Regions from separate parts of the Homo sapiens genome. Here region 1 is linked to region 2. A link is an interaction called in ENCODE POLR2A ChIA-PET data of the cell type or tissue named here. Cell type or tissue: OCI-LY7. All regions are shown on one strand. Each heading gives the region's core, and the rest is flanking DNA. Links, peaks and the distances in the headings are about the cores only. Region 1 overlaps FAM241A (family with sequence similarity 241 member A). Region 2 overlaps TIFA (TRAF interacting protein with forkhead associated domain).

Region 1 (5,387 bases), core at 132-5,131, 110 kb before region 2:
TCCTGTGTGTACATACCTATGATAACATTTCATTTATAAGTTAAAGACACAGTAAGAGATTAACAACAATAAGAATAAATTAGAACAACTATAATAATATACTGTAATAAAAGTTGTATGAATGTGGTCTCTCTTTCTCTCAAAATAATCTTATTGTATCATAGTCACCCTTCTTGTGATCTGTCGATCTGATAATTGAGGTGACTACTAAGCGACTAATGGGTGGATCATGTCAACAGCATGGATACACTGGACAAAAGCATGAGTCATGTCCCGAGCAGGATGGAGCAAGATGGTGTGAGATTTCATCACTATACTCAAAATGGCCCACAATTTAAAATTTACAAATTATTTATTTATGGAATTTTCCATTTAATATTTTCAGACCACAGTTGACTGCAGCTAACTGAAACTGGGAAAAGAGAAACTGGATAAGGGGGACTACTGTAGTATGAAGGCAAGAAAATTTCAGGGGAAAACAAGTGGTTATTTTCTGGCCAAATGTGATACATTTTCTCTCTTAACTGGATACAGTTAAAAATAGGAAAAAAAAAAAAAAAGCCCACTTTTGAAGTGCTCAATGTGCTTAGTCTTTGTGCCAACTTCTATAGTTTTTCTTTTCTTCTGGGGGTAGGAATGGGATTAAAGGTTAGAGATTGGTTTTGTTTTTTATTTTTAAGAAAAGATGAAATTTTTAAAATCCTGGTCAAATAGTAAGTATGACAATTGAGACCAGGTGCTATACTACAGTGAGCCAGATGTGTGTATAAAACAAGAAACTGTTATTGTACAGGAAAAAAAATGCAAAAACCACAAAACCATTTTAAAATTATTATTTTTACTTTCTTTCTGTGCCGATAGCACTCCTGCAAACATGGTAAACATTCCTAAAACCCACTGGACTTTCTGTACGAAGTGTGGCAAGCACCAACCCCACAAAATGACACAGTACAAGAAGGGCAAGGATTCTCTGTATGCCCAGGGAAAGCGGTGTTACGACAAGAAGCAGAGTGACTATGGGGGACAAGCTAAGCCAATTTTCTGGAAATAAAACTACAAAGATGATTGTGCTAAGGCTTGAGTGTGTTGAGCCAACTGCAGATCTAAGAGAATGCTGGCTATTAAAAGATGCAAGCATTTTGAACTGGGAGGAGATAAGGAAAGAAAGGCCCAAGTGATTCAGTTCTAAGTGTCATCTTTTGTTTTATTATGAAGACTATAAAATCTTGAGTTTATGGCCGGGTGCGGTGGCTCACGCCTGTGATCCCAGCACTTTGGGAGGCCGAGGCGGGCGAATCACGAGGTTAGGAGATCGAGACTATCCTGGCTAACACGGTGAAACCTCGTCTCTACTAAAAATATAAAAAATTAGCCAGGCATGGTGGCGGGCGCCTGTAGTCCCAGCTACTCAGGAGGCTGAGGCAGGAGAATGGCATGAACCTGGGAGGCGGAGGTTGCAGTGAGCCGAGATCGCGCCACTGCACTCCAACCTGGGTGACAGAGTGAGACTCTGTCTCAAAAAACAAAAACAAAAACAAAAAAAAATCTTGAGTTTATATTCAAAAAAAGTATTATTTTTGCTGATGTAAGTGAATCAAGACAAGTATAACTAAACTGCTTTTAAAAACTGATACATTGAAACAATTAGAATGTGAATCATCACAAGATTGATTTTATATTTATAACAAAGCCTATAGTGTAGGCTTTAGAACATAGGCTTTAGAGCCAGATTGCCTGAATGTGTCTAGATTCCACCAATTACTAAGGGATCTTGACTAAATTACATAATCTCTCTTCCTCAGTTTCCTTTATGTTTTGAAGATCATAGTACTTAAAGCATTGCCCAACACATACTATTCAATTAGTGTTCATTTTTTAAATTAATAAATGTGTCATGAAATAAGTTAAAAATTTCATTTAAACATTGCTTGTTGTTTTCAAGGCTTACATATTTCAGAGCATATCTACATAGGGATAACCTTTGAGATGAAGAGGAATACAAAGCAAGAAATCAGTCTTTGCAGGTGACTAAATTCTGAAGTGAAGATGTTTTGTAAACCACAGAATCGGTTTGTGGTTTATCAGTGCTATAACCAGCTATCCTTTTATATAATAATACAGAAGCAGTTAAACACACCATATCATTTTTAAAAACATCATTTAAATATTTGAAAGCAGTGCATTAGTGGGTTTTTTGCCAATTCTTTTGATTTAGTTTATGACCAAATTGACCTTTTTTGAACTAAATGCCAAGCATTTTGCAGCTCTTAAATGTTGATCACATTTTGCCTTAAAATATATGTATTTGTTTATAAATGTTAACCTCCACACTAGATTGTTAGCTTCTCAAAGTTAAGGATGTAATATTACTTATCTAATACTTTATAGGTACCAGAAAAAATGTTTGTTGAATTGGTTCTAAAGTGTTTTTAAAGCCAAATAATTATAAATGTTATGCTGAATATAAATGACAACATAGTTTTATTTGTTCATTTATGCGTTAATATGTTTATTTATTTGCTGTTTTTTTCTTTCTGGGCTGCCAGATATTTTGTGTTTGTTTTGAGGCAAGGTCTGGCCTTGTCACCCAGGCTGGAGTGCAGTGGTGCGATCTTGGTTCACTGCAGCCTCTGCCTCCTGGGCTGAAGCTATTTTCCTACCTCAGCCTCCTGAGCAGCTGGGACTACAGGCACACACCACCATACCCCGCTAACTTCTGTATTTTTTTGTAGAGTCAGGGTCTCACTATGTTGCCCAGGCTGGTCTTGCACTCCTGAACTCAAATGATCTGCCCACCTTGGCCTCCCAAAGTGCTGAGATTATAGGTGTGAGCCACTATGCCCAGCCCTGCCAGAGATTTAATGTGGGCCATAGAAGGAGGAGACCATTTTAATGTTTACAGAGCATTCTTGATTTACTTTTTATATTTCTACATTTTTTAAGAACTTCCCCAGAGAGTTATAAATAATGATAGAAAGTATTTTAATTGTGCTAAAAGTTTTTCTAAAAAATAGGTTTGAGTGTGACATTTAATGTATTGAAAGCAACTAAGGAAAAAACAGGACTGACTATTCTGAGATTTGGGTTTCTGGTTAACTTTCTTTAGGCTTAATGAAAAAATGAGTTAATTACCAGCTAAAGTACATGGTAGGCTACTGCACAATGATGGAAAATTGCCCACTTAATGATATGTGTGAAAGGATAGTGAAGAAGGAGAAAAAGGGAGCCATTTTAAAATTCATTTAACTTCAAATATATATTTAAAGCCTTTTTTTAATGTTAGTAAGAACTGCCTGATTAAATGGATCCTTATAAGTCAAACTTTTATACTGAGAGTTTGATCACAGTACATGTGAAGAATAATAAACACTCTTGAAGGTGCTCACGGTCCCAGGACTGATTCCAGAGAACTAGCTACCTACCATACAGCGTCCTCTGATTCAGCCTCACAGAAGTTGTCTCACAGTTCACCATCAAAAGTAATGTCCAGAAATAACCAAGGTAGGGCTTCCAGAACAATGAGGTAAGGAATTCAGCAGACTGTCTCCTCAGCAAAGCAGCAATTTAACTGTTGAAAATTATGGAGCAAAACAAAATAAAAGTCTTTTAAAGTCTCCAAGAACCATCCTCAAGGTATACAGCAAATAGAGAATTATTCATTCAAGAAAATATACTAAATCTCAGGCTGCAGTTTCACCCTGGAGGAGTAGGCCTCTGGTGTTTTTCAGCTCTCTGCCCCTCCTCCTCCTAGCTCCATGTTGTGGAATCTCAATTCCAGGTAGGTATAGCTGAGACAACCAAGTCTCTCTTCCCCTAACCAGTCTCTAAGCGAGGCACAGCAAGTCCAGAACACGGAGGCCCACCTTCCCCTCCCTGCACTCACTGTAGGGCAGAGGTTCCCTCCCAGGAGAGGTAACCCAGAAAACCAGGGGCTGCTCCCCAACCTCAAGTGTCTAATTTTACAGCAGGGTGTCACCCCAGGGAATGGTGCAATGGTGCAGGAGCCCTGCCCAGGAGGAAAGGCAGATCTGGCTGGGCACGGTGACTCACGCCTGTAATCCCAGCACTTTGGGTGGCTGAAGCCGGTGAGTGAAGAGCTCCATAGATTTCCCTGAGAGGACTTTGTTTACTTGGGAAAGGGAATGGAGAACTTTCCGGGCTAAGTTTGTTGTTGAAAGCAATACAGATCTTGGTGAAGAGCAATTAATAGGAGGCTGATAGCTCCATAATATATCAAAACATATTACTAGTGGCACCGTCAAAACAACACAGCAGCCAGAAGTTTTAAAGAGAGAACCAAGGAAGGAGCCAAGAAGAGCCTTCCTGGGATCAAAGTCAACTGTGAGAATTCGAGAAAGCAGGGCTCATGTGCTAGGCTGCACCCTCTCAGGAGCAATTATGGTAGGATACGGGGTAGACTTGAAAGCATTCTCCATGCTGTACATAGACCCATCAACACAGGACAATAGCCTCAATGGCACAAGGGGCTTAAATTCAACATCTGACTGAAACCAATTGAACAATAAACTATTCTGACCCCTTACTCCTTGGAAACCAGGCTTTAAAGTGACATCACTGTCATCCCTGGCAGTCTGAAAAACTGTGTATATGCCCAAGGCATTTCTCTGTCAGTTGCTAGAGTGGGAATCTCCAAGCTACTAGTCCCTGGCTGAATGTGTAAAGTGCTTACCACAATATCTAGCAGATGGGTGAATTCTGATTAGTGGTAGCTATTATTATTATCATCATCTATAGTCAGAATTCTTGGTTTCAAGTGACAAAAATCCAACTCCTACTAGATTTTGGAAAATAGGAATTTATTGGCTTACGTTATGAAAAAGACCAAAAGTAGATATGCTAGCTATATCTGAGTACTTAAATTATGTCAATGAAACCGTCTCTATCCATTTCTTGGCTTTACTTTATGTTGGCTTTGTTCTTAGCAAGCTTTCCCCCCTAGTAATATGATGGCCTACAACTCACCAGCTATCTAACTACAGTTTGTTTGTTTTTTTCTCAAGCAAAAACAAAAACAACACAGAAAAAACCTGTCTCTTTTTCAATAGTTGCAGTAAAAGTCTTGGCTAGAGCTTTCATTGGCCTGTCTTGAGTTACATTTACGTTCCCAAGAAAATGAAATGTTCAGCCGGGTGTGGTGGCTCACACCGGTACTCCCAGCAATTTGGGAGGCTGAGGTGGGTGGATAACCTGAGGTCAGGAGTTCGAGACCAGCCTGGCCAACATGGTGAAGCCCCATCTCTACTAAAAATACGAAAATTAGCTAGGTGTGGTGGCAGGTGCCTGTAATCCTAGCTACTCAGGAGGCTGAGGCAGGAGAATCGCTTGAACCCGGGAGGCAGAGGTTGCAGTGAGCCGAGATCATGCCA
Region 2 (5,339 bases), core at 1-5,000:
ACACTAGCCTAGAACCTATTCCAGTACTGCAAGTACTGACAGGCTGCAAACACCAGTAACAACCTGCCTGGAGCCTTGACCTTGAAAACAAATGGCTGTTGTGAACTGATGTGACCAAACCAAGAGATGGTTCCTTACAAAAACAAAGCAAAACACAAGATGAAAATCAAGCAGAAAAAGAAAATAATATAACCTTATTTTGAGAACACGACTTCATCTCAAAGGATACTTTTTGTATATTAATCCTCACAGATTAATAAGAGCAGTTAAAATAATTTTGTGTAGATCCAGAATACAACAGGTGACTAAGTTAATGACTAACACAATTTACAGACTTCAAAATGATAATACTGAATTCCAAATTTCACAGCATAACAGATGACTATAATATACTACCCTAATCAACTCTTATTTAGTGTCTATACAGCATCTACAGAGCTCTTCATCCATCATATTTCTCCTCTTAGACTTTCTGTGTTCATGACTCATTTTCATCCATTTCTGTCGGAGAACTGCTTTGGGAGGAGCAGAGCGAATAAGTGCCATACTCCGGTATGGGCCTGTGTGGTGGCCAGTTGTTTTCTTGCAAGAGTGATCTTGGAGATAAAATAAATTGAGTCTCAAAAAATTCCAATGACTCGCCATCTTCCTTCTCCATCAGAAACTGATACTCTCCGAATCTGACCATGCACCTGTATGGCAGGTCCATTTTATTTAGGTAGCCCAGCTCTCTGCTGTCCACGATCAGATTGGTCTTTTTACTCATATTTTTTATTTCAAAGGAGAGAACTGAGCTGTTGAATTTTTTAAACAGCTGCAGAGAAAACTGAACTCGGGAAACCTGTTTGTCCTGAAAAGTATAATGACAGATGTTGGAATTTCGGCCAAATTTCACCACTTCGCTGGAAGGGAGTTTCTCTCTGTTAAAACTTATTGACTGAAATATTCCACACTGCAACTGGCCAGGATGGTAAACCGTCATCTGGAGACAAGTTACTGTCTCTTCTGTGTCAGCATCTTCAAAACTGGTCATGATGTGCACAAGGCCCACCTGCAATAATTAAATTACCATGTTAGTTTCTGCTTATGCTTGAGGCATTGAGAACTTTGATTCTAACGTTTTGATGAACATCATCTGATAGGCAATTTATCTGGACTTTAAGAAAACAGTACATAGACAATACTTTCAGTGAACTAGTAGATATGTGAAATCTTATACCAAGCCCTATAAAATTGCTACACTAGCTTCTCCTATCTTTTTCATTTCTAGTTTGACTATAACACCATACATAAAATGCAGACAATAACAAAGAATGATTTTTGATAATAAAATGATTTGAGGGAAGCATAAAGAAACCTCAGTTCCTCTTTCACCTAAATAGAGTGACTTGAGCCCAGAGAAAATATGACAGGTGTACTTTAAAAAGAAAATTAGGAAATAAAAAATCTCTTTGGTTTGAATACCTTCAGAGGATATATACATAAAGCAAACATAGTTTATTAACTGGATTATAATTAAATATATTATGAATTGTGAAACCTGGTTAAAGAAAAAAACTTAATAGTTATAAACAAACAATTGTAACATTTATCCTTTATATCCTCACTTTGATTTCTAACAGGTAAATGATTAAAAATAGTAAATGCTTTAAATGGTTATTTTATTCTATAATTTCAAATTTTAGACATTACTTTTAAGAATATAAGTCTCCATGAGTTGGTTCTAATTATCACAGCCTGCACTGGTATCAGAATTATTTATTTTTGTCAGTGGTACTCAATGACTGGATGGACAAACTGTCATTAACTACAAATAGCACAGTCCAACTGTTGTTAACCACATCCCTTGAGAGCCGATGGCCCGAGGTGCCCTCCACCTACACTTCACTTCATATATCTTTGGTAATTAGTACAGTACTTAAAAGCAGTATAACAGGACAGGAGAAATAGCTACTAAAATTTTTGTGAAGTTACTTCAACAGAGAATTGCCATTTTAAAACTAATTTTTTAAAAGTACATGTACATGATTTTAAAATTCAAACACTAACAAAGGATTTAAAAAAAAGAGTATTTCTCCCCCACCTGAACTCTTTGTCTTTCTCTCCTAGAGTACAACCACTGTAAAAGCTACTTTTATCCTTAGAGAAATTTTGTTTACATAACCAGCATAACTATATGTGTGCACTCTCACACACACAAACACACATACGAGCACATTTCTCCACAGAGAAAAAAATTTCTTACACAAATAGAAACATGCTATATTTAGTTCTGAACCTTTCTTTGTTCCTCTTTTTTTTTTTTTGAGACAGGTCTCTGTCGCCCAGGCTGGAGTGCAATGGCGCAATCTCAGCTCACTGCAAACTCCACCTCCCGGGTTCAAGCAATTCTCCTGCCTCAACCTCCTGAGTAGCCGGGATTACAGAAACGCACCACCACACCCGGCTAATTTTTGTATTTTTAGTAGAGACGGAGTTTTGCCATGTTAGCCAAGCTGCTCTCAAAACTCCTGAGCTCAGGTGATTCACCCGCCTCGCCCTCCCAAAAGTGCTGGGATTACAGGCGTGAGCCACTATGCCTGACCAATTTTTCAATTAATAATACATATGGGTGATAATTTTCCCATATCTACACTTACAAATATACCTCATTCTTTAACAGCTGCACAGAATTCTGTAACTGTAGCACGGCGAGAAGTTACACCAGTACCCAGAGAGATGCTGAGTGCCGCCTGCATTCCTTGGATGACTCTCCCTTGCTGCAGCTACCGGACACTGTCTGCTTATACTGATTTGGGGTTTGGAGATAATCAGTCTTAAGTGAGATTGATTTGTAGTTTTATTGTTTTTTGTTTGCCATCTATATTAGATGTTGGCATCAAAATTATGCTGGTTTGAAATATAAAAAACAAAAACCAGAAAGAATATTTTCTTTCCCTTTCTATCTTGCTGGCATTTCCTTTTTTTTTTTTTTTTTTTTTTTTGGAGACAGCGTCTTGCTGTCACTGGAGTGCAGTGTGCAGTGGCGTGATCTTGGCTCACTGCAACCTCTGCCTCCCAGGTTCAAGCAATTCTCCTGTCTCAGCCTCCCGAGTAGGTGGGACTACAAGTGTGCGCCACCACTCCCAGCTAATTTTTCATATTTTAGTAGAGACAGGGTTTTACCATGATGCCCAGGCTGCTCTCAAACTCCTGAGCTTAGGCAATCCACCCACCCTCGGTCTCTCAAAGTGCTAGGATTACAGGCATGAGCCACCGTTCCCAGCCCTGCTATTTACTTTTAAAATATAATCTTTCCTTCTGTTTTACAAAGTTTTGCTGCTGGGAATCAAACTCTCAATTTATTCAATTATCCAACAAATGACATAGCTAAGCAATATTTCTTTTCTATTGATTTGAAAATGCATCTTCAATTTTATTTTCATAATATATTTTTGAACATTATTGCATCATATTGCTCTACCCAAGCAGGCCACAGATGTCCAGCTATAAGCAGAAAAACTGAGAAAAATCCTCAAAATCCTGTGCTAGGGGTGGTAAAACTTACTATGAAGCCAAAGTCAGCAAGAATTAACACACAATGGGTAAAACTGGTTAATCCATATTACACTGTGATTTGAAGACACTATAATTATGATAATAAAGTCTCATTATTCAGGAAGCAGACAGCATAAAAGAATAATTATAAGTCATGGGATGATGCATTAGCAGTCGACAAGAAAAGCATTTGCTATTAACAAGAGCCTGAAAAGAAGTGTCAGAAATCTGTAAGTGATCTCCAGCTTTATTTACAATATGCTGCCATCAATTTAGTTCATTCTTGGACTTCAGGCGATAAGAATTCCAAAAGGAGAACTGTATTAAAAACCATGGTGTATTCTGGATCTAAATAGTCTTTTGGTAACATCCAAATTTTGTTTTTGTATGCTTTATATAAGCTATTACTTTATAATTCAGTCTTCTGAGCAAATCAACCACAAGAAAAGCTTACCCCATATAGGTTCTTATACTCAGTCCCCAGGACAGATATATTATCCACTGTTAGAGAGAAAAAATGGCATTCTGGTTTATACATCAGTGGCTATGAGTGTCTTGGGGCAGATCAATTGTCTGGGTTTGATGAATCTCTGGGTTCACAATTGTGACTCCATCCAACAAACACTGAGGCAGACTGCTTTAGTGTCAAATATTTGCTACCCCATCCTTGCAGGCCTGTCCCTACCAGTTCTGCCCCTTTAAAATGATGATCCACTTCATTAACAACCATGTCAATGAAACATGAATGGCAGTGACTTACTTCCAAGCAGAAACTTAAAAGCCACTGTGTAGTTCCACCTTCCCTCTTTCTTTTGTCAAAACATCAGCAGTTCCCACAAGGAGCAGCTCAGTCTGGGTCCCAGAGGGAAGAGCCGAAGACAGATACATAAAGGACAGTTAATATTAGCAAAAAAACCAACCCTTCTTCCAATAAGCCACTGAGATTTTTTAGGTCATTTGTTACTGCACTATATCAGAGCCTGAGCTGATGGATGCATTCACCTATCTTATGAAGGTATAAAACCACAGCAAACTCTGACAGTGATATGGTTTGGCTGTGTCCCCACCCCAATCTCATCTTGAATTATAGCTCCCACGAGTCCCACATGTTGTGGAAGGGACCTGATAGGAGGTAATTGAATCATGGGGATAGGTCTTTCCCATGCTGTTCTTGTGATAGTGAATAAGTATCACAAGATCTGATGGTTTTATAAGGGGGAGTTTCCATGCACAGGCTCTCTCTTTGCCTGCTGCCATCCATGTAAGATGTGACTTGCTCCTCCTTGCCTTCTGCCATGATTGTGAGGCTTCCCCAGCCATGTGGAACTGTGAGTCCATTAAATCTCTTTCCTGTATAAATTACCCGGTCTCAGGTATGTCTTTATTAGCAGTGTGAGAACAAACTAATACAGACAGGAATAAGGGCTATTACTTATTTCATGCCTTTCATGTGCCAGGCAGACTGCTGATACCCTGATACACTGTAACCAAGTACCTCCACTTTTCTAAGTCATAGTTTAATTTTTTTAATTATTTTCTCTTTTCCCTGTGCCCCACTTCCTACTTAGACCTTCAGAAATGCAAATGTAACCATTCACCTTTCCTGACCAGAAATTCCCTACAGGGCAAGTATATCTAACTATGTGCTCCAAGACAACCTTAACTTTGATCTCTCCTGGAGAGTTGACAGTCGATTTGCAGACCAAAGCATGTCCCCACAGAACTCTCACCTCCAGGGGGTGGCCTCTGAACTCACACCTACTAGGAGGGCATGGTGAGAGTATGCCCACTTGGCCACTTAT

Evidence for each region. ChIA-PET counts read pairs that join two places held together with the same protein. Peaks named below come from ENCODE experiments on the same cell type or tissue, not always from the same donor. Only the 100,000 strongest peaks of a DNase experiment are listed, where the experiment ranks them.
Region 1: POLR2A ChIA-PET joins it to region 2 with 10 read pairs; 2 of 35 experiments call an interaction of 5 or more read pairs at or near these places.

What each region holds. Positions count from the first base shown.
Region 1 is chr4:112,170,342-112,175,728 of GRCh38, forward strand. All of the region lies in intron 1 of FAM241A (family with sequence similarity 241 member A), which reads left to right. It also overlaps the pseudogene RPL36AP19. Among named protein-coding and RNA genes, the nearest start is that of FAM241A, 28 kb to the left of the region's middle. In OCI-LY7, for the core only: no CTCF peak of the experiment used is centred there; DNase peaks (open chromatin) are centred at 260, 1,050 and 2,060; H3K4me3 peaks cover 2,068 bases; H3K27ac peaks cover 2,431 bases.
Region 2 is chr4:112,277,384-112,282,722 of GRCh38, forward strand. TIFA (TRAF interacting protein with forkhead associated domain) reads right to left here. Exons shown (of 2, transcript NM_052864.3): 2 at 1-1,051. The coding sequence starts at 1,033. The coding sequence ends at 479. Among named protein-coding and RNA genes, the nearest start is that of TIFA, 5.9 kb to the right of the region's middle. RefSeq lists an enhancer at 2,146-2,375. In OCI-LY7, for the core only: no CTCF peak of the experiment used is centred there; DNase peaks (open chromatin) are centred at 1,838 and 2,238; H3K4me3 peaks cover 3,001 bases; H3K27ac peaks cover 4,092 bases.